Linked DNA regions of Homo sapiens: region 1 is linked to region 2. Evidence: read pairs that join two places in POLR2A ChIA-PET (ENCODE). Cell type or tissue: OCI-LY7. All regions are shown on one strand. Links, peaks and the distances in the headings refer to the core of each region. The heading gives the core; the rest is flanking DNA.

Region 1 (12,349 bases), core at 1,810-9,809, 92 kb after region 2:
AAAATTATTTTTGCCTGTGAGTTCCAGAAAGATTTAGGCATGTGGTCCCCAGTAACTTTTGAAAATAGGGGCATAAGATTGGGCTGAAAATAGAAGGGTTGGTTGGAAGGAGCAGTTAGTCCAGTCAGACCTCCTCTTCTGTCCTATGACCTGTCCCTCACTTCTGCAGAAAACTGGAGCAAAGTTTACTCTCTGGAGAAGTTGAACCAGAGAGGCTTTGAACTCTGGAAGACTAGACACATTAGGGGATAGCCATCACCACACTGAAAAGTGGGAGTGTCAAATTAAACTCTTTTTTTTTTTTTGAGATTGAGTTTCACTCTTGTTGCCCATGCTGGAGTGCAATGGCACGATCTCGGCTCACCACAACCTCTGCCTCCCAGGTTCAAGCGATTCTCCTGCCTCAGTCTCCTGAGTAGCTAGGATTATAGGCATGTGCCACCACACCTGGCTAATTTTTCATATTTTTAGTAGAGATGGGGTTTCTCCATGCTGGTCAGGCTAGTCTCGAACTCCCAACCTCAGGTGTTCCACCTGCCTCGGCCTCCCACAGTGCTGGGATTATAGGCATGAGACACTGTGCCCGGCCTTAAAGTCTTAATGATAAATAGTGGGATCTCCCAGAGGTCTTACAGGCAGGCTTATATTATAGACCTCCAAAGTTTGGAGGATTTCTTGCTTGTGAAACTGACCGGCCCAAAACAAAGGCCCTTTATATACTGATACATAGAGGAGGTTGCCCAAAGAAACAGCTGCATCTCTGCTCAAGTAATTTGTTGTGAGGCCCCTTCATTCAAAACCCCCTCAGCACATAGGACTTTCCATCAGATATTTCTTTCCTTTAGGAATTATTCTTCAGTAAGTCTTAACAATTTATTGCAAAATATTATTTATTTTAGTGATGACTTAAAGCCTGGGCTCTGGGGCATTGCTCAGCCTTTCTCATCCATTGAAAGGGTTAGTGAAGGAACATCATTTATTAAGACTGGATCTATGGTCAGCCCAATGTTGGCAGATCCACACATCCACATTTGCACAGGCTGATACAAATTTTGTTAACTGAAAAGAGCCAATGCTTCAGAAGAATCTAATAGCTAATCTGACTTTGCATTATAGATCATGCTCTTCTTATCAACTCCAAGGTGCCTCACTTGTAATCTAAGAATTTTCAGGATATAATTTAGTTTTTAAAATAAGTAATCCATTCCTCATGCAGAAATATAATCAACTGGTGCAAAAAAGTATCCTCAAACTTGAGCAGCCTCATCTTCTTCTTGGAAGAAAGAAACAAGTTATCCTGCACTTCTATTATTCAGGGAAAAAACAGACAATAGACAATGAAGGTTGCGGAGATGACAGTGGAGGATGATGGTGGGCCAGCACTGGTGGAGGCTGTGGCTGCTGCTAAGGAGACGGAAGTGGAGAAGATGGCACTCGAGACAATGACTAAGGAGATGACGGCAGATATGATCACAATAGACCCAATGGCTGCTGAGGCAGAGGTAGCAGAGACAACCTGTATGATAGGTGGTCTAACGTGGTGTCTCCTCTGTGGTGAATCTGAAACAGGAAAAGTTCCCTCATTTCCCTCGAAGAGCGAGCTATGGGGTGTGGCTCACTTCTTCCTTGCCCTGCTCCTCAAACTTCTAGGGGGAGCATGCAGACGGGCAGGTTGTGGGGACTGCATCCCACGGCAGCAGCGTCTAGGGTTGAGTATTTACAGCTCCTGAAGCCCCAGTGGGCGTGTGTTACAGTGCGTTCTTCCAGTTTAGCTATCCGCAGGCGGCTTGTGTTACTCAGCTCAATTAGACCCCTGCCTTACTGCAAGGACAGAGGGCTTTCTGTATCCCAGGATTCTTGCCTTAGTGTACCGGAAAAATCGGATGACACGTGGGCTTGGAGGATGGGTGCAAAGTTTTGTATTGAGTGGTGGTAGCTCTCAGTGAGGTGGTTGGGGAGGCCAGAAGGGGGATAGAGTGGGAAGGTACTTTTCCCCTGGAGTCGGCCACCCAGAGTCTGGGCTCTCCTCCCACCACCCTGGCCAAACTCCGCATCGTTCTGCCACTCAATGGCCTGCCGTCGTCTGCCAGTACTTGGTGTGCTCTTCCGCAGGTGTGTTCCTCTTGACGTCCAGCCGCTTGTGTCTCTGCCCACCAGGGTCTCGGGGTTTTTATAGGCATAGGATGGGGATGCGGCCCAAATCCAACATTTGGGCACTGAAAACAGAAATGCCTATCCTCACCTAGGTCCGTGAGCATAGGCCAGGGGGTGGAGCTCTAGCCGAGGACCTGCCCTTCTCCACCCAAAACTTCCCTGACCCCCCTCCCGTTTCAAATCCAATGGCCACAGCAGGTGAGGTGGCTGCAGCCCAAGGACAACAGGCCTTATTATTGTTGGGGAGGCAGCAGCTGCTGGTGCGGAGGAGATGATAAAGTTGATGTGGCCATAATAACTGGAGGGGGGAGGTAAATGAGTTTTCTGCAATAATCGGTGAGATCGTCCTTCATACCCCAAAGGGACCATAGTGGCAAGTAGAAAGAAAAACCACTGCAATCTATAGAATTAGCCATTCATCATGATTCTGAATTGTGGACTGAGCTCTACACACACTTCGAGAGAAAGAGGCTCGTTAATCCAAGGTGTTTATAGGTGAGCAGCCCCTTCCATGGCCCAGGGAAGCTAGAAAATAGAAAGAAACCAGTAACTGGCTGCTAGAAACAAGAACCACAGATCTATATGTCATTGCAACATCAGAGCTCCAGCCTTTGGGTTCCCTTTCTTGGTTATTCAAGAAGGCAGTTCCATCTTGGATTCCCATGGGTGTAACTAGGATTGCTGTCCACTTGGGGGTGGGCATATAGAGATAAGGAGAGAGACTGTTGATCAGGAGTGAGGACTCTGTGACAGCTGATCAGCTCAGCTCATGGAGGCTGGTAACCTCCATGTTCTCTGATGCTTTGATACTGCTTTCTCTGTGTCACTGACCAGCTCCTCATTGAGAACAATAGCAAATAGAAAATGAAATCTCGTATTTGAGAACAATCACACATAATAAATGAAGATAGATACGAAATAAAAGTGTCTATTCAATCACACACAAACAAAGGTATTTTGCCTGGATATTCATGAAACTGAAAAGTAGGTTCTTTTATTTAGAATTTAGAACAGAATGACTTTGCTCTTACTACATAAATAAATGTTTAAACTACACCTAACTGGCCGGGTGCAGTGGCTCACGCCTGTAATCCCAGCACTTTGGGAGGTCAAGGCAGGTGAATCACTTGAGGTCAGGAGTTCGAGACCAGCCTGGCCAACATGGTGAAAACGCATCTCTACTAAAAATACATATAAAAATTAGCTGGGCTTGGTGGCGGGTGCCTGTAATCCCAGTTACTTGTGAGGCTGAGGCAGGAGAATCGCTTGAACCCAGGAGGCAGATGTTGCAGTGAGCTGAGATCATGCCACTGCACTCCAGCCTGAGTGACAGAGTGAGACTTTGTCTCAAAAAAGTACTAATAATAAAAGAAAATAAAAATAATAAAATAAAGTACACGTTAACAGAATCCAAAAAAATGATACTTTACCACACACCCAATAGGATGACTACTATAAAAAAAAAAGTGTTGACAAAGATGTGGAGGAATTGGAACTCTTTTTTTTTGTTTTTTTTTTCCGAGACGGAGTCTCACACTGTCACCCAGGTTAGAGTGCAATGGCGCGATCTCAGCTCACTGCAACCTCCACCTCCTGGGTTCAAGAGATTCTCCTGCCTCAGCCTCCCAAGTAGCTGAAATTACAGGCACACAACATCCAGCTAATTTTTTGTATTTTCAGTAGAGACGAGGTTTCATTATGTTTGCCAGGCTGGTCTCAAACTCCTGACCTTGTGATCCGCTCGCCTCGGCCTCCCAAAGTGAGCCACCACACCCAGCCCACGAATTAGAACTCTTGTGCACTGTTGGTGGGAATGTAAAGTAACAGCTGGTATGAGAAATAGTATGGTGATTTTTCAAAATTAAAAGTAGAATTACTACATAATCCAGCAATTTCATTCCTAGATAAATACTCAAAAGAATTGAAAACAGAGTTTTGAAGAGGTATTTGTACACCAAAATTCATAGCAGCATTATTCATACTAGCCCAAAAGTGGAAGAAACCCATGTCCACCAGTGAATGAATGGATAAACGAAATGTGATATATACATACAATGGAATATTATTCACCTTTAGAAAAGAAAATCCCATTATATGCTACAATATAGATGAAACTTGAGGGCATTATGATAAGTGAAATAAGCCAGAAACAAAATGACCAATATTGTATGATTCCACTTATATGAGATATTCAGAGTAGTCAAATTCATGGAGACAGAAAGGAGAGTGCTGGTTGCCAGGGGCTGGGGAGAGGGGAAATGAGAAGTTATCGTTTAATAGGCATACAGTTTCAGTTTGGCAAGATGAAAAAGTTCTGCAAATTGGTTTCACAGCAATGCGAATATACTTAACACTACGGGATGGTACACTTAAAATGGTTAAGATGAAAATATTTGTATTTTAAATATCTATATATATTTACCATGATTAAAAATAAAAATAAAAATAAAAATAAATGACTCTGGCAGGGCGCGGTGGCTCGCGCCTGTAATCCCAGCACTTCGGGAGGCAAAGGCGGGCGGATCGCGAGGTCAGGAGATAGAGACCATCCTGGCTAACAGGGTGAAACCCCGTCTCTACTAAAAATACAAAAAATTAGCCAGGCGTGGTGGCAGGCGCCTGTACTCCCAGCTACTCAGGAGGCTGAGGCAGGAGAATGGTGTGAACCTGGGAGGCGGAGCTTGCAGTGAGCTGAGATTGCACCACTGCACTCCAGCCTGGGCGACAGAGCGAGACTCCGCCTCAAAAAAAAAAAAAAAAAAAAAAAAGACCCGCATGAACAATTTATCAAACATGAGATAGCGTGTGTGTTTATGAGTGTATTTGTGGTCACACTGATGTTTCATACTGTGGCTATCAAGTTGATTATGTGAGTAATTTCTCACACCTGCACAGGAAGTTGACCCCTCTCCTCACTTCCCCTCCCCTCCCCTTCCCTTCCCTTCCTTGTGTTACAGTCGGGTCTTTGTTCTTAGAGCTCCCGAGATGGTGGCGGCCGGCTCCCAAGGTGGCAGCAAGACTTTTGTTCTCTGACCTGGGGTTCTTGGCCTCCTGGATTCCAAAGAATGGAACCTTGGGGCCATGCGGTGAGTGTTGTGGTTCTATTGGAAACCGTGGGTCACGGAAGAGAACTGTGGAACCCAGTGACTAGTGTTCAGCTGGATTAGGATGAACCTGGGCACTTAGCAGTGCAGGAGCAATAGTGAGCCTCTAGCCCGATCCAGCAATGGGTGCCTCGCTGGATCAGAAGTGCAGTGGACACCCTGCCTGATCCAGAGTGGTGGAAGTCAGTGGCAGGTCTGTGACAGCGGCATTCAGCAGTGGTGGACAGCTCGAGCCAGAACAAACACATACCAGAAGAGTGAGCAGTTGCAAGATTTAATAGAGTGAAAACAGAGCTCCCATACAATGGAAAGGGACCCAAAGGGGGTTGCCACTCCCTGCTCAAATGCCTGGGTTTAAATCCCGATCATTGTCCCTCCCTTTGTGCTCTCAGGCGATAATATGATTTGACTATTTCTTTACCTCCTGCTTTTAGCCTAATTTGTATTTTAGTGAGCCCTCTTTACTACCTGATTGGTTGGGTGTGAGCTGAGTTACAAGCCCTGTGTTTAAAGGTGGGTGCAGTCACCTTCCCCAGCTAGGCTTAGGAATCCTTAGCCTAGGAAATACAGCTAGTCTATTCTCTTTCTTCCTTCCTTCCTTCCTTCCTTCCCTTTCTTTCTTTTTTTTTTTGAGACAACGTCTTGCTCTGTCATACGGGCTGGAGTGCAGTGCTCTGATTGTGGCTAACTGCAGCCTCAATCTCCCAGGCTCAAGCGATCCTCCCACCTAAGCCTCCCTAGTAGCTGGGAAAACAGGCAAATACCACCATTCCCAGCTAATTTTTTTTGTAGAGACAAGGTTTTACCATGTGCCCAGGCTCAGGTCTTGAACTCTTGAGCTCAAGTGATCCACTTGCTTCTGCCTTCCAAAGTGCTGGGATTACAAGTGTGAGCCACAACACCCAGCCCAGGCTTTTCTATACATCCTCTGAAATCTAGGTGAAGGCTGCCAAGTGTTCTTCATTCGCATTCTGTGCATCTATAGGCTTGACATCACCTGGAAGCCACCAAGGCTTACAGCTTACATTCTCTAAAGTAGCAGCCTGAGCTGTACCTGGGCCCCTTTGAGCCAAGGCTGTAATTAGAGTGACTGGGTTGTGGGAAGGAGTGTCCTGAGGCTGCACAAGGCAGTGGGGCCCTGAGCCTGACCCACAAAATCATTCAGTCCTCCTAGGCCTCAGAGCTTATGATGGGAGGGGCTGCTGCAGAGATCTGTGAAATGCCTTTGAGGCATTTTCTCAATTGTCTTAGATATTAGCACCTGGCTCTCTTTTAATTATGCAAACATGTCTAGCAAGTGGTCACTCCACAGCCTGCTTAAATTTCTCTCCTGAAAAAGCTTTTTCTTTCTCTGCCACATGGCCAGGCTGCAAATTTTCTAAACTTTTATGCTCTGATCCCTGTTTAAATATAATTTCCAGCTTTAAGTCATTTATTTGTTCCCACATCTGAATATAGACTGTTAGAAGCAGCCATAACACCTCTTGAACACTTTGCTGCTTAGAAATTTCTTCTGTCGGTTGGAAGTGGTAGTTCATGCCTGTAATCCCAGCACTTTGGAAGGCCAAGGTGGGAGGGTCACCCGAGGTCAGGGGTTCAAGACCAGCCTGACCAACATGAAGAAACCTCATCTCTATTAAAAATACAAAAATTAGCCAAGTGTGATGGCACATGCCCTTAATGCCAGCTACTCAGGAGGCTGAGGCAGGAGAATCACTTGAACCCAGGAGGCAGATGTTGCAGTGAGCCGAGATCACGCCACTGCACTCCAGCCTGGGCAACAAGAGCGAGACTCTGTCTCAAAAAAAAAAAAATGAAATTTCTTGCCAGATACCCTAAATCATCACTATGAAGTTCAGACTTCCACAGATTCCCAGGGCATGAAAAGAGTACAGCCAAGCTCTTTGCTAAGGCATAATATGCCTGATCTTTGCTCTAGTTTCCAGTAAGTTCTTCGTTCGCTCTGAGACCTCCTCAGCCTGGACTTTATTGTCCATGTCACTATCAGCATTTTGGTCACAACCATTTAACCAGTCTCAAAGTTCTAAACTTTCCCTCATCTTCCTGTCTTCTTCTGAGCCCTCTGAACTCTCCTAATCTCTGCTTGTTACGCAGCTCCGAAGTTTCTTCCACATTTTTGGGTATCTTTATAGCAATACTCCACTCCTGGTACCAATTTTCTGTGTTAGGCCATCCTTGTACTCCTATAAAGAAATAACTGAGACTGAGTAATTTATAAGCAAAGAGATTTATTTGGCTCATGGTTCTGCAGGCTTTACCAGAAATAGAGCAGCATCTGCTTCTGGGGAGGCCTCAGGAAGCTTATAATCATGGCAGAAGGCAAAGGGGGAGCAGGAACATCACATGTTGAAAGCAGGAGCAAGACAGAGAGAGAGTTGTGGGGGAGGTGCAGAGGTGCCACACATTTCTAAATGACCAGATCTCATGAAAACGCATTATCACAAAGATAGGACTAAACCATGAGGAACCCACCCCTATGATCCAAATACCTTCCACGAGGCCTCACCTCCAGCTTTTTCATTACAATTCAAAATGAGATTTGGGCAGAGACAAATATCCAAACGATATCACCCTCTTAGTAGTTAAATACCTTATATTAACAATTTATTCTTTTAAATTTCCCTCGTTCAGATTACTGGTGTGATTACTGTCTCCTGACTGGACCCTGACTGCTATAGAATTGGTACCTGAAAGTGTCACAGAAGACGGATTCTAAAAGATGGGTTTTGGGATTGGGTGAAATGTTGAGGTTTTTGCTGATGGGAATTAGATGCTAGTAACCCATGCATGCAGCAACATTACAATTAAGCTATCACCTCTGATTAATTGCAATTAAATGCTAATTAGGTAACTGTTGTGGGAGCTTATACAGCTGCTGCACTTGACCATTATAGATTCTTCCAAGTGTGTTGGAGTGCTTAGAGAAAGAAAAAATGACAAGCTCAAGTCCTTTAACTCTTAGATAAAATGATGGTCTTAGAATCATACAACTAATATGGCAGCAGTAAAGTATCTCATTTCTTGTAGTGATAGGGCTAATGCTGAAAATCAAACATAAAACTTTTTTGCAGAATTACAGCATTAGTTGAATTCACAGCTCTACCAAGTATCTCATGTGAGAGTTAGGGCATTCATTGGGAAATAATGGCTCCTTGAAACTTGAGATGAGAACATCTGATTGGATTCAGATTAGCCTGAGAATCTCTGACTCCTGAGACACTCTAAGCCTCCCTTACCAGTAGAAGTACGTTTCCTTCTTGTGTTGAGATGTCTAGCTTTCCTGTGATAATCTCAGGGGAGCATGCATTGAAAAAGGATGTCCTTTGTTCCCAAGCACAAGGACCCTCTGTTTCCATCAGTCCCATAACTACAGCTGTGTGTCAATATGCTTATAGTGCCAGAAAAACTGGATGGTAGTAGGTTATACACCTAAAGAAATTACAAGGTTTTGTGAATATGTGTCAGCAGAAACTGAAGAATATGTATGAAAATAGATTCTAAAGGTATTAGATCAGCAGTCCCCAACCTTTATGGTACCAGGGACTGGTTTCGTGGAAGATAATTTTTCCATGGACAAATGGAGGGGTGGGGATGGTGGTTGGTTTTGGGATGAAACTATTCCACCTCAGATCATCAGGCATTAGATTCTCATAAGGATCATGCAACCTAGATCGCTTGCATGTATAGTTCACAATAGGGTTCACACTTCTGTAAAAATCTAATGCTGCTGCTGATCTGACAGGAGGTGGAGCTCAGGCAGTAATGCTTTCCTGCCTGTTGCTCACCTCCTGCTGTGCTGCCCAGTTCCCAACAGGCCACAGACCAGTACCAGTCCATGGCCTGGGGGGTTGGGAACCCTTGGATTAGACCAAAGAGGACAGAATATCAAAATGGGTTAAATGATATGATATGGTTGCACTTACTAGAGATTTCAGATTTAATGTATTAGCTCATGCAGCTGTAGGTGTCTCTAATAGCATGCTTGATGGATTTACTAAAACGTGGACTGACTGGACTGACTGGTGGTCTGTGTCAATGAGGTTGATGTCAGAGCTTCCTTAGCATGATGTAGAAAAGGGAACCCAGAGGCTTAGGAAGATAGGAAGTTTGGAAATGGGTTTATTTATTTATTTAATTTTTAAAAATTAAAAAAAAATTTTTTTTGAGACAGAGTTTTGCTCTTGTCGCCCAGGCAAGAGTGCAATGGTGTGATCTCGGCTCACTGCAACCTCTATCTCCAGTGTTCAAGTGATTCTCCTGCCTCAGCCTCCCAAGTAGCTGGGATTACAGGCACACACCACCATGCCTGGCTAATTTTTTTTGTATTTTAAGTAGAAATGGGGTTTTGCCACGTTGGCCAGGCTGGTCTTGAACTCTTGACCTCAGGTGATCTGCCCACTTCAGCCTCCCAAGTTGCTGGGATTACAGGTGTGAACCACCGTGTCCTGCAGAAATGGGTTTATTATATGCAACTGCATGCCTACCCTTCAATCACAGCCCTTTTAAGTCTTGACACACTTCCAGGGTTACCTGTACCCTAGTTTGAAGGCCACTGCTTGAGTTTGACAGCAACTCAAGAGGGATGATACAAGATCAAGAGGGATGATGCAAGATCTAGAGAGGTTTTCTTGTTTTTGCTTTAAACCAATAGACTTAAATATGTTAAAGATCTGGGTAGAAGAAGTCAATAGACAGGGAAAATGAAAATCTAGTCATGAGAATACACACACACACACACACATACACACACACACACACCCCACAGCAACTATCTAAAAATATGGTCCTGAGGATCCTGTGTGAATGTGGCAGGGTTATATCTCCAGGAATTCACTTGTTGGTTTATTTTCTTACCCCCTTCCCTTCCATTCTCTCACTAGGGAGGACACTTTATTTCTCCTCCCCAGAGCACTATGATGGCCATGAGTTACTTTGTGAGCAGAAACAAAAGCTCAAAGAAGAAAACTGCGGAAGCTTTAACTTCCAGGACCTATATAAGACTCTGGCTGGGCAAGAGTGGAGGAAGATATGTAGAAAATTAGGTTTGAAAAGATGAAGAAAGAAGGATGTTTTCAGTCCACGAAAGCAGACTAAAAACAGCTTCTTGCCCCTAACCACCCAGTGCTCCAATATCCCACCCAGTTCTCACCTCTGCCTGCTCTCTGTCTATGATTAACCTACCTTGTAGCATTCTCATGCTCTAGTAAGTCTCCTCCTTTAGACACCCTGTGGTAGGGGTGATGTATCCCCCTCCAAGTTGGGATGGAAAGACCCAGCTGGAAATTTCCCTATGTACTGGGCCAAAGTGGACATAGAACCTTGATGCTTGTGTAGGCCATACCATTTTTTTTCGATAATTGACACTGCTAGTCTTCTTTTTTTTTTTTTTTTTTTTTTGGGAGACAGTCTCACTATGTTGCCCAGGGTGGAGTGCAGTGGTGCCGTCTTGGCTCACTGCAACCTCTGCCTCCTGGGTTCAAGCGATTCTCCTGCCTCAGCCTTCTGAGTAGCTGGGATTACAGGCATGTACCACCATACCCAGCTAATTTCTGTATTTTTAGTAGAGGCAGGGTTTCACCATGTTGGTCAGGCTGGTCTCGAACTCCTGACCTTGTGATCCACCCACCTTGGCCTCCCAAAGTGCTGGGATTACAGGCGTGAGCCATCGCGCCCGGCTGACACTGCTAGTCTTTATGCACAGCAACAAATTATTTACCTCTTGAGTGCCTATCTATAGGGTTTTTTTTTTTTAATTATACTTTTAAGTTCTGGGGTACATGTGCATAACTTGAAGATTTGTTACATAGGTATACACATGCCATGGTGGTTTGCTGCACCCATCAACCCGTCATCTACATTAGGTATTTCTCCTAATGCTACCCCTCCCCTAACCCTCGACCCCCAACAGGCCATGGTGTGTGATGTTTCTCTCCCTGTGTCCATGTGTTCTCACTGTTCAACTCCCACTTATGAGTGAGAATATGCGGTGTTTTTGGTTTTCTGTTCTTGTGTTAGTTTGCTGAGCAGTGACTATCTATAGGTTTTGAGTTGTTTTTAGAAATAGTAATTGGGTAGACTGATGATTGGACTCAGGAGGTAAAATTTAAAACATGGACCTTATGAGAATTATATGTATGACTTTGGCCTCATTTATACACACACCCCACAAAATGGAAACAACACAAATCAAGAAACCCACTTACTTCTGGGCAGCTTATAGGGGCATTGATTTAGGACATGAGTTTTAAATATATTTTATATAAATACCTTTTTTGATACATATTACCTTTATAGTAAGACTGATGGGTTATAGAGAGACCTGCAAAAGCAACAGGGAAACAAACAAATGTATAAATGTAAAAGAATATGAGTTACATATTTTCAAACACTGTGCCATTACAAATAAGGTCTGTAAGGAGCTGTATACTTGCTACCTCAAATATATTCCAAAGAAATGATCCTGCCTTTGAGGAACACAGAGGCTGATCATGAGAGACCATTGGCGCTCCCTTCGAGGCATCATTGCCTTTTTGTCATATTGTGCTTCTTGGTGGCGGTTCGAAGAATAAATGCTGGCCAGGCATGGTGGCTCACACCTGTGATCCTAGCACTTTGGGCAGCCGAGGCGGGAGGATCACTTGAGCCTGAGAGTTCAAGACCAGTCTAAGCAAAACAGTGAAACTCTATCTCTACAAAAAATATTAAAAAAAAAAAATCAGCTGGGTGTGGTGCCATGCACCTGTAGTCAGCTACTTGGGAGGCTGAAATGGTAGGATTGCTTGAGCCCCAGGAGGTTAAGACTGCAGTGAGCCAAGGTAGGTCACACCATTGCACTCTAGCCTGGGCAACAAAGCAGACGCTGTCTCTAAAAAGAAAAAAGGGCTTGGCGTGGTGGCTCATGTCTATGATCTCAGCACTTTGAGAAGCCAAGGTGGGAGGATTCCTTGAGCCCAGAAGTTTGAGGTCAGCCTGGGCAACAGAGTGACACCCTGTCTCTACAAAAAATTAAAAATTAGCCATGCATGGTGGCGCATTCCTGGAGTCCCAGCTGCTTGGGAGGCTGAAGTAGG
Region 2 (12,349 bases), core at 2,293-10,292:
GAACCTCCTTCTAACTGGAAAGATTTCTTCAGTAAGCTATAACCGAAATTAATATAAACTAAAATTATAATTTCTAAAATAAGAATTAACAAACCAAATTTAAGTATTTTTAGTCAGAGATTGAAACAAAATAAGCACAGTGATCTAGAAACCAAATATACTGATTATGTAACTATCGTATCAAGGTACAGACATTCTTCACATGCTACAAGGTTAGCATTTCTCTCTCTCATACACACACAGAGTACACACACACACACACACACACACACACACAGTCTCTCTCTCATTCTCTCTCTCTCTTGCTCAGCCATACAACACCCCTCCAGGATGATAGTATACCAGTGAGGAGCTTACAATTTTAATACAAATCAGAATCCCACAGTTTGACTCGACAAAAAGGCAGTTAAAAATTTAGCACTCTTAAGATATTCTGAAGGAAAATGAAATTTCGAAAGTATTTCTTGATGATCGAGGCTATGGTTATGAATTATAAAACATATACCTTACACACTCCATTGTGTTTGAACAACCAGTCATCACAGATGTAGTAGTGAGGTAGTATTGTTGTCCCCTCCTCGGGACTGATGTTTTTATATGCTGCCCTTCCAGAAAAGGTCCAGGTTTTAAAAAATAACATTAGTTACCAACAAATGTATATTTTCTTTTTTTAACTAATCATTTGTTTTTCTAAATCAGTCTATAAAAGAACAAAACTTTTAAAATCTTGCAGAGGCTGTTTCATCAGTAAACTCTCCTAGGGAGCTACTACTGCTGTCTAAACCTCTGTGAAATGGTAGGCAAAAAAAGCCATCAAAGGATCACAGGAGATAAAACACCAATCAGTGTAAGCTGTTAAAGATGACTGTGATTAAATAACCAAATATCAAATATCCAATAAGGTAATTAAATTTAGATTAAAAAAAAACTAAGCACCAGCTGTACATACATTATTAAATGTTCTAATCTCTTTCCTGATTCATAGCCATATTCTACATGATGATCAAAGACTGTCCACTGTGCTACCTACCATCATTTTAAACACTGCCTGATCTGTATGATGGTGGAATTATGGCTATGGACATGGCAGATAAGAGAAGGGCACACTGAGAAAATGTGAGTGAGAGAGAATGTGGAAATAGGTTAAATATGGAAAGGGCAAGGGAAACCCATTAAAATGTTCACCATTATCCTTTAAAATGTACACAGAACTGAAACCACACATACACATTTGTCAGACGTGATAATTAGTGTTAATCTTCAACAGAAAAAAAAAAGAAAAAGAAAAAAAATGTGAAAAGAGGCAATGGAACACCATTCTCCATTCCCTGGACCAAAAGAAAAAAGAAAACCAAGCATGATATCATACTGCCTTAATGTTGAAGAGCTCCCCTTAAATTTGTCTTTTAGCTAGCACAGTCAAACTGGTGTAAGTGCTTTGGCAAGGTGGGATGCATTCCATCATATCTGCAAAGGCCTGCTTTTCTCTGTTGGTGGTTCAGCTTATGAAGAACATATATGCAAAATAACAGCTCTCACATTGCTTCAAACTCATCGATACGCTGCTTTGTATTGCCTTGTCGAATCTGTCGCAGAGTCTTGTACTTATCACGGCCTGCTTTAACATTCTCAGCATGAAGAACATCATTTTGTGTTTTCTTGGTTTCATCTCTGGCTTGGGCTAATTCTGAACTTAATGCCTATTTAAAAAATAAAAAGTACAACTATTATTTTTTTCTTAGATTTAAAAAAATTTATGAAAATGGCTTTAAGATGCAAAAATACATATACCAAATCATTTCCACTGTGAAACCTTTTTCTTTAGGTATAAGTTTGTTTTAGTAATAGTGGTGGCAGTGGTAAGGGAGGAATACACATGGCCTTTCCACATTTATCAACCATGGTATTTTGTACATTATTCTAAATTTCCTTAACTTTCTAATCTAATACTTGAAATGGCTAAAAAGTTCAATGTAGCCATTACAGACTAATATTACTATGAGATTTAAAATCTATACCTCAAGGGAAGCCTTCTCCAAAAGTCTTAATACATTTATTGTAACTATCACCTCATTTTCTTTTAATATTTAAAGATTTTAACAATTAAAATATTAGATAACTTATTGGGAAAAAAGAAAGCTCATAATATTAAAATCCTCTACTTTGACCTAGTTATGTCCATGTAATATACTGACCTTTTGCCAATATAAAATCTCAACAAATAATTAAGATTATGTAATGTCTTAAACATAGTATATTAACTATCATTCTTTCCAATGTACATTTTATTTTATTTTATTTTTTTGAGACAGAGTCACTTACTATTGTCCAGGCTGAAGTGCAGTGGCATGATCTCGGCTCACTGCAACCTCCACCTCCCAGGTTCAAGCAATACCTCAGCCTCCCAAGTAACTGGGATTACAGGCTCATACCACCATACCCGGCTAATTTTTGTATTTTTGGTAGAGGCAGAGTTTCACCATGTTGGCCAGGCTGGTCTTGAACTCCTGGCCTCAGGCAGTCCACCTGCCTCGGCCTCCCAGAGTGCTGGGATTACAGGTGTGAGCCACTGCGCCTGGCCCTCAATGTACATATTACTGATCAAAAACTAAATTCACGTTTTTCAACATGACATTAGAATACTTTCTACCTTTTAAAATGGGTCAAGCTGTAATTAAATAACTCACTAGTTAAGGTCTGATTATACAAAGCTAACAGGTATTTGCTAATGGGTTCACACAACGGAAGAAATGAAATAACATGACTATAGGCCAAACACCCACAAACCAATCACAAGGGCAGCCAGTATTAAAACTTCTATATTCTTTTTAACTAAGTTTGTCTAAGATGGGGAAAATGCAAACTATATTTCAAATGCACATACAACTGCAAATTTTAAATACCTGAAGTTGCTTCTTAACACGCTCATTTTTCTGTGTTTCGGTTACACGTTCTTCCTCGCTTCTATGGTTCATTACCCCTTCATTTGATAATTCAGCACTAGCTTCAGCATTATTCTCATCGTGTTCATCATGTTCGTTTTCTGTTGGAGGAATGACTGGTGGTGGTGGAGGTGGAGGGGGGGCAGACATCACAGTTTTTAACTCTTCTTTGGTCTTTTCCAAGTCTTCCTGGGCTGCAAAAGCCTGAACATTAAAAATACGTTTATGAGCAACTTACTTCAAAAATTAATAATCAAAACAATCAAGTTATACTCCCTTTTTAATAGAAACTGTATTTCAAGGTAATGAAAATAGGCCCTATTTATGAAACCTCTATTTTCATAAAAGAATGTCAACAGGTAAAAGAGAAAATCAAAAACATTATTATGCAAACCCTATTAGAATTACTCTGTGAGCTTCAAAGTGACAGATTAAAAGAAAAACAAGCATACATGCAAAAAAAGAACTATTAATTCTGGCAAGGATTATCAATTGTTTGCTAAAACTGTTGTGCAAATAGTTGATGAGAAATAGATATTCATATAATGCCTAAGAATCTCACACCCAATAGATTTTATTTGAGCCACAAGGGGAAAATGTAACCGAATAACGGAGGAATGAGACTGTCGTTACTCAAATCCAATGATCACTAAAAAATACTAATGGTGAGTTAACTAGATATTAAGTGTCTTCTGATATGATACAACCTGAAATATCTAACATCACCAATTATTTGGGTGATCATATTATCTTGGTTTACCTGGAAAAGTCCTGTTACACTGTTGTCCTGGTGTAATTATGAACAATACCCCCTTTTTCTCAAAAGTACTCCAGTTTAGATGTTCAATTATATGGAAGTCTCACCTTTGATGCACTGTAGTCAAAACATTTAATTTGAATTCCCCAGGTTCTAGATCTAACTTCTGGTTCAAAGGAAATACTGGAGTTAAAGGATAAGGTCAATGACACAAGGAAGTAACTAAACAAATATAGGAGGTGAGACATTCTGTAGGTCCCTTCAATAAATCAAAATAATAAAAAGAGAAACTGCCCTCCATTAAAAGAGACTTACAGCAAATACAGACAATGCAAAGTCCTCTGAACACTTGTCTGGCAAATTAGCTATGAGACTTTTTGGGAAATTCTTAATATAGTCTAATATTCTGAGATGAAAATTGACTAAAATGAAATAGTACATACAGTAAGATTTCATGTTGAATATATAAACAGGAAGTATCCTGGAAGAATATGTACTAAGGTTTTGCAGTATTTCCCCTAGTTTATGGGAATACAATTGTCTTTTGTGTGCATTTTCTAATTTTCTATAATTCACAGACTTGATATCTGTAATATGCTAATTTTTTAAAGTTTATGTGTCTCTAAATTTCATAAATCATCCCTAAAAGGGATCTAAAAAATTCTAATAAACAAGTAGAGTAACTGGGAAATTAACAGTAGCATTCCTTTTGTAGTTTTATTTATATATAACTAATTTTCAATACATATAAAATTACCCAATGAAATTTAAACTGCTACAAAGATTTACTTAAGAGTGCAAGAAAACTGTTTTCTGTATAAGTACATTTTATTGTAGAAAAATCATCTTCTAAAACTAAATATCATCTTTGGGGGTAAAAAAATTATCTTTTCAGTTAAGAGTTAATGTTGTTTGAATTAAACTCTCATTATCTTATATTCCCCCACTCTCCAACCAAAGCCTGATTTTACAATTGTGTGCTACTTTAGACAACAGTGGTTTCATCTACTTAGGACTCATATTAGAAATCTCGGTGTCAGCTGCACACAGTGGCTTACACCTACAATCCCAGCACTTTGGGGGCTGAGATGGGAGGGCTGCTTGAGGCCAGCAGTTCAAGACCAACCTGGGTTACACAGCAAGACCTCCATTCTCAACAAAAATAAAAATGATGGTGCATGCCTGTAGTCTCGGCTACTGCAGAGGCTGAGGTGGGAGGATCCCTTGAGCCCAGGAGTTCAAAGCTGCAATGAATTATGATTGTGCCACTGCACTCCAGCCTGGGACACAGAGTAAGACCATGTCTCTAAAAAAATAAAAATAATTCAACTTCATATCCAATCACTGGTTCCCATGCCTTTTTGTGACCACAAAATGTCTCTTATATCTTCCCATTCCTCTTTATTCTCATTTTCACATCCTCAGTTTGGGTCTTTATCTCTTAAGTATCCACTATCCCAATCCTTTCTTCACACTGATCACTACATGGTTTTTATAAAATCATATCTGATCATGTTACAATCCTGTTTTGAAATCTTCTAAGCCCCAAGTCAATCGATACTCCCACTGCCTTGCTGTAGCAGAGCATTTATTTAAAGCCTTTCACAATTCCCTATTATCAAACTTGAGGGCCACATCTCCTAACATTTCTGAACAACACTAAGCCTCGGCTGCTTATTGGTTATCCTCAAATCTATTATATACATTCATACTTCCTATACTCATTCAGTTCCCTCTGTCTAGAATGACTACTTCTTCAGTCTCTAACTATTCCCAATTTTACATCCCAATCTTTTGTACCCCCAAAATTTAATTCATTATTCAAGACCCAGCTTAAATGTATATGGGTCTCCCGACAACTCTCTGGTCCCCCAGAAATTAATCACCTCTTCTGTGTTCCCAAAGTACTTGGTTTATATCTGTAGATAGATATTTACAATACACATAACACGAGTATCTTTCCCACTCTAAATTATGACAGTATCTTACACTTATCACTACAAAGTCAGCATAATCCTGGGTATAAAAGCTATTCAATAAAAGCTAGTAAATGAATAAATGATTACTTTGTGTTGCCACTCAGTAGCTTCCTCTTCCTTTTTCTTCTTGGCTTCCTCTAGAAGTGCAATCTTGGCAGTGAATTCAGCAAGTTCTGCTGCCTAAAGTAAACAATATAATTCCAAAATTAAAATAACATATTTTGAATAATCTTATAAGTCAACAAAGTTTTAATGCACATGCTTAGGCTGTTTATGTTTTTCTTAGCCTTCCATTTAAAAAAATACAGTATTTCTTAAGATCTTAAATAGCTTATTTACAATAAGTCCTTTAGGTAATGAGCTAAGGAGACAAAATTAAAAAATTACTATTATTCTACAGACTAGTTAATCCTGCTTTCAGTAGCAGGAACTTAAAATGTGTAACTTAAAAGCTTTTTTAAAAAATTTCCATCAATAAACTATTTGTTAAAGTCCACAAAAGATAAAATATTTATCTAATGCTATATACTTTAAATGGCACTTTGTCAAATCATCTCATTTAATACCCCAATAATCCTAACAGGTAGTATCATTAACAGGTAGTATCATTCCTCCTTTTTTTTTTTTCAGACAGAGTCTCGTTCTGTCACCCAGGCTGGAGCCCAGTGGCACAATCTCAGCTCACCGCAACCTCCGCCTGCCAGGTTCAAGCAATACTCCTGCTTCAGCCTCCCGAGTAGCTGGGATTACAGGCGTGCACCACTGTGCCTGGCTAATTTTGTATTTTTAGTAGAGACAGGGTTTCGCCATGTTGGTCAGGGTGGTCTTGAACTCCTGACCTCAGGTGATCCACCTGCCTCGGCCTCCCAAAATGCTGGGATTACAGGCGTGAGCCACTGTGCCCGGCCATCATTCCTCTTTTCAAAGGGAGGGAACTGAGGCTCAGAAAGACCCAAAGACACATACATAGCAAGTACATGTGTGAACTAATATTTAAATCCAGGATCTTTTAAGTGACACGCTTACATCTAATTATTTGCAAGTCCACTAAATAAAAAAACCCAACCAATTATGGCCTCATAGGAACTATAACATATTATATATCTATAATATATTATATAACTATAACATATATCTATATTATATAACTATAACATATTAATTTATCTAAAGCAAAAGACGCCAACTGACTTATTACCGAACCTGTCCAATGTCAAAGTGAATCAGAACCTTTTGCTGACAGTAGACTCCATTTACAAATAATCTATAGAAAAATGCCTTATTCTTTTGTATTTTTAGGTTTTTGTTTAGGCAGAAATAAATTTTCTAGGTTTTTGTCTACATTTTGTTATTAAGTTACATGTTATCTTTGGCTTGCTCTCCAGAAAGCACAAAATGGTTGCTTTTCTTTTTTTCTTTTTTAGAGGGTTCACTCTATGCTTTTATTTAAACTTTTTTCTCTAAGAAGACAGTTCCTTACTAGCTGCTCCTGATTCTTCATCTGGTCGGCAGCTTGTTTTGCTATGGCAGACTTTGCCTCTTCAGCAGCTCGACGCTCCTTTTCAAGTCGTTCTGCTTCTTCTTTTGCTCGTTTTCGTTCTTGATCCAGTTCTAGAGCTTTTCGAGTCTGTTCTTCTAGTTCTATGAAATATGTGTATTCCCCCCAACAGTGATTAATTCCAATCATTCTCATTATCAAAAGAAGCTAAAATAGTAGCAAGAAATCAAATCTGTTCAATTTCTAAAAGTTAGCACACATGTAAATACATATATACCTCTTTGTTTTCTTGAGACAGGGTCTCGCTCTGTTGCCCAGGCTGAAGTGCAGAAGCTCACTGCAGCCTCGAACTCATGGGCTCGAGCAATCCTCCCGCCTCAGCCTCCCAAGTAGCTAGGACTACAGGCGCTATACCTCGTTTCCAACTTGGCAAAAGCCTAATAATTTTTAAAGAGAAATGAAAATCTTCTGCAATTCAAGTTATGTAAAAAGGCTACAAGCACGTAACTATTTTATTTTTAAAAAATAATCTCTCCATCTGAAGTTTTGACCTCAGTAAACAAATTGCCATGTTTCAGAAATCTATAATACATTTCAAAACTTCCATTAAGGTTTTACTTATCTAAACTAATAAGTAAATCCAAGAAATTAAGATTGAAAACAGTATTTACTGACCCCAAAATAGGAATTTTGATGTGATTATATGAATTATTGAAAAATGTGAGTTATTGGTATATATTCATTCCTAAAGCATGAAGATAAGCAATATTGGGAGATAAATAACATGAATTTTAATCCTTAGGTGCATAGATCACTAAATCAACTCTTTTCTTATTCCAATGAGTTGAACAGGAAAGGAAAATAAATTTTTAAGAGAGTTTAACAGTACTAACTTTAAATATTATTTTGACAATTATTTAAGCCCTGTGACAGAAGACAATAGAATGCCACCTAGTAAGACAGTACAAGGTCCTACAAAGAATTATTTTCCCTTACTGTATACTAAGAAAATCTATATGTCATGAAATTTGAAAGCTAACTGTAACTTACAAGCTTTTACTTACTGTTCTTAATTTTCTTGGTCTTGATCAGAACTAGTTGAGTAATTGCAGTTAAGACTTGGAAGGTTTTAGGCCAGGTGTTGTGGCTCATGCCTGTAATCCCAGCACTTTGGGTGACTGAGGTGGGTGGATCATTTGAGGTCAGGAGTTTGAGACCAGACTGGCCAACCTGGTGAAATCCCGACTCTACTAAAAATACAAAAATTAGCCAGGCATGGTGATGGGCGCCTGTAATCTCAGCTACTTGGGGAGGCTGAGGCAGAAGAATCTCTTGAACCCAGGAGGCGGAGGCTGCAGTGAGCCAAGATTGCACCACTGCACTCCAGCCTGGGCGACGGAGCAAGACTCTGTCTCAAAAAAAAAAAAAAAAAACAAAAAAAACACTTGGAAGGTTTTGAGAGGGTTGGAGAAGAATGACTCTTTGGTTAGGCTTTGGTTAGGCTCACGCCTGTAATCCCAGCACTTTCGAAGGGAAAGGTGGGAAGACCGCTTGAGGCCAGGAGTTTGAGACCAGTCTGGTCAACAGAGTGAGACATCATCTCTTCTTAAAAACTAAAATTAAAAAAAAAAATCAGTAGCTATTTATATATAACAACAGTAAACAATCTGAAAAAGAAACCAAGAAAGCAATTCCATTTACCATAGCCAAAAAAAAAAAGTAAAACACCTAGGAATCAATCTAACCAAAGAAGTGAAAGAAGGACATTGGTCTAGGCAAAGATTTTTTGTGTAAGACCTCAAAGGCACAGGCAAAGAGAGATAATGGGTGTTACATCAAGCTAAAAAGCTCTATACAGCAAAAGAAACAACCAACAAAGTGAAGAGATAAACAAAGAATAGAAGAAAGTGTCTACAAACTGTCTATCTAAAAAAGGACGAAAAACCAGAATATATAAAGAGCTCAAACTCGATAGCAGAAAACCAAATAATCTCGTTTACAAATGGGCAAAACATCTGAACTGACATTTCTCAAAAGACGTACAAATGGCCAAAAGCTATATGAAAAAAATGTTCATCACTATAATCACAGAAATATAAATCAAAACCACAATGAGATATCATCTCACCCCAGTCAAAATGGCTTGTATCAAAAAGACAGGCAAGGCTGGGCAAGGTGGCTCACGCCTGTAAATCCCAGGACTTTGGGATTTACAAAAATTAGCTGGGCATGGTGGCACATGTAATCCCAGTTACTTGGGTGGCAGAGGCTAAGAATCACTTGAACCCGGGAGGTGGAGGTTGCCTGGGTGATAGAGGAAGACTCTGTTTTTAAAAAAAAAAAAAAAAAAGGCAGTAACAGATGCTGGCGGGGATGTAGAGAAAAGGAACACTCATACACTGTTGGTGGGAATGCAAATTAGTAAGGCCGCTATGTAGAACAATATAGAGTCCTCAAAAAACTAAAACTACGGAATTACCATAGTATCCAGCAATATCCAAAACATAGTATCCAGCAATATCCAGCAATAGTATCCAGCAATATCCAGCAATATCCAAAACAAAGGAAATCAATATATTGGAGATAGTTGTACTCCTACGTTTATTGCAGCACTATTCACAATGGCCAAAACATGAAGTCAACCTAAGTGCTTAAAGAAAATGTGGTATACATACACTATGGAATATTATTCAGCCATAAAAATAAATGAAATCCTGTCATTTGCAGCAATATGGATGGAACTGGAAGCCATCACGTTAAGTGAAATAAACCAAGCACAGAAAGACAACTATTGCATGTTTTCACTCATATGTCAGAGCTAAATCTCATAAAGATAAATAAACTGGTGGTTATCAAAGGCCAGGAAGTGGGTGGGGGGAGTTGAAGGGAGGAGAAAAAGAATAGAAATGTATTTATTACTACTGAACTGTATACTTAAAAACGGTAAAAATAGGCCGGGCGCGGTGGCTCACGCCTGTAATCCCAGCACTTTGGGAGGCCGAGGCGGGCGGATCACGAGGTCAGGAGATCGAGACCATCCTGGCTAACACGGTGAAACCCCGTCTCTACTAAAAATACAAAAAAAATTAGCCGGGCGTGGTAGCGGGCGCCTGTAGTCCCAGCTACTCGGGAGGCTGAGGCAGGAGAATGGCGTGAACCCGGGAGGCGGAGCTTGCAGTGAGCCGAGATGGCGCCACTGCACTCCAGCCTGGGCGACAGAGCAAGACTCCGTCTCAAAAAAAAAAAAAAAAACGGTAAAAATGGCCAGGCACGGTGGTTCATGCCTGTACTCCCAGCACTTTTGGGAGGCCGAGGTGGGCAGATCACCTCAGGTCAGGAGTTCGAGACCAGCCTGGCCAACATGGCAAAACTGCATATCTACTAAAAATACAAAAAATTAGCTGGGTGTGGTGGCGGGCGCCTGTAACCTCAGCTACTCAGGAGGCTGAGGCAGGAGAATCACTTAAACCCAGGAGGCGGAGGTTGCAGTGAGCCGAGATCACACCACTGCACTCCAGCCTGGGCGACAGAGTGAGACTCTGTCTCCAAAAAAAAAAAAAAAAAAAGGGGCGGGGGGGCAAAGATGTGTACATTCTGTATTATATGTGTATATTTTACCTCAATAAAAAATAAATAATATAAAAATTCTATGTGGCTATTTGGCTATAAAGACAAAATGTATACGGCACTGGATGTTACCATAGCGATATTCTACGATTACTCATTTTAGAATCTGCCTTCTAAAATTCAGATAATCAAGCTGGCCTATCAAACTTTTCTTTCTTTCTTTTTCTTTTTTTTATTTGAGATGGAGTCTCACTCTGTTGCCCAGGCTGGAGTGCAGTGGCACGATCTCAGCTCACTGCAACCTCTGCCTCCTGGGTTTAAGCAATTCTCCTGCCTCAGCCTCCGGAGTAGCTGGGATTACAGACGTGTGTCACCACACCCAGCTAATTTTTTTATTTTTAGTAGAGATGGGGTTTCACAAGGTTTGCCAGGCTGGTCTCGAACTCCCGACCTCAGGTGATCCACCCGCCTTGGCCTCCCAAAGTGCTGGGATTACAGGTGTGAGCTATTGCACCCAGCCTCAAACTTTAATAATTAATTCTTTTCATCTGATTGACTGATATATAAAACAACACCCACAAAGCTCATGGTTTTATCTTCCATCTAAACAAGCAAACAAATAACTAAAGAATTGAAAGTAGGGTCTCAAACCAATACCTGAATATCCATGTTCATAACAGTATTATTCACAATAACTAAAACACAAAAGCAACCTGAGTGCCCATCAACAGATAAGCAAAATGTGGTATACAAATAGAATATCATTCAGCCTTAAAGGAAGGCAATTCTGACATATGCTACAACGTGGATGAACCTTGAGGGCATTATGTTAAGTGAAATAAGCCAGTCACAAAAAGACAAATACTGTATGATACCACTTATACAGGTAGAATACTCAAAATCACAAAGACAAAAAGTAGAATGATGGTTGCCAGGGGTTGTGGGGAGGGGGGAAATGGGGATTGTTTAATGGGTGCAGAGTTTTAGTTTTACAAGATGAAAATAATTATGTAGCTGGATAGTGGTGATGGCTGCACAACATTCCCAATATATTTTGCATCAGTGAACTACATTACTTAAAACGGCAAAAAACTGGCCGGGCACGGTGGCTCATGCCTGTAATCCCAGCACTTTGGGAAGCCTAGGCGGGCGGATCACATGAGGTCAGGAGTTTGAGATCAGGCTGGCCAACATGGTGAAACCTCGTTTCTAATAAAAATACCAAAATTAGCCAGACATGGTGGCAGCCACCTGTAATTAGGCAGGAGAATCGCTTGAACCCGGGAGGCAGAGGTTGCAGTGACCCGAGATTGCACAATCGCACTCCAGCCTAGGGGACAAGAGCAAGACTTTGTCTCAAAAAATTTAAAAAAAAAAAAATTAAAAAAAAAAAAAGCCAAAAACCTCAATGCTTTATTTTCTCTCATAATAAAAATTGTTTCTGTATTATGAGACAAAAAAGAGAAATAAGTCTGGGTTACAAAGTTAAATTTTGAAACATTCCCCAATATTCATTTTATCAGCTTTTTGTAATAAAGGTCAATTTGAAAAATGACAGATAAGGCAATAGCTATTTTGTGATATATTAAGAATTGTATAAAAGTGT

The links. ChIA-PET counts read pairs that join two places held together with the same protein. Peaks named below come from ENCODE experiments on the same cell type or tissue, not always from the same donor. Only the 100,000 strongest peaks of a DNase experiment are listed, where the experiment ranks them.
Region 1: POLR2A ChIA-PET joins it to region 2 with 16 read pairs; 4 of 35 experiments call an interaction of 5 or more read pairs at or near these places.

Annotation. Positions count from the first base shown.
Region 1 is chr11:110,323,284-110,335,632 of GRCh38, forward strand. LOC124902752 (a long non-coding RNA gene) reads left to right here and starts at 5,118. Exons shown (of 2, transcript XR_007062884.1): 1 at 5,118-5,240; 2 at 7,911-8,130. In OCI-LY7, for the core only: no CTCF peak of the experiment used is centred there; DNase peaks (open chromatin) are centred at 5,038, 5,458 and 6,218; H3K4me3 peaks cover 2,672 bases; H3K27ac peaks cover 2,696 bases.
Region 2 is chr11:110,230,334-110,242,682 of GRCh38, forward strand. RDX (radixin) reads right to left here. Exons shown (of 14, transcript NM_002906.4): 11 at 7,159-7,319; 12 at 5,766-5,858; 13 at 2,904-3,146; 14 at 1-1,700. The coding sequence ends at 1,536. Among named protein-coding and RNA genes, the nearest start is that of RDX, 60 kb to the right of the region's middle. In OCI-LY7, for the core only: no CTCF peak of the experiment used is centred there; no DNase peak of the experiment used is centred there.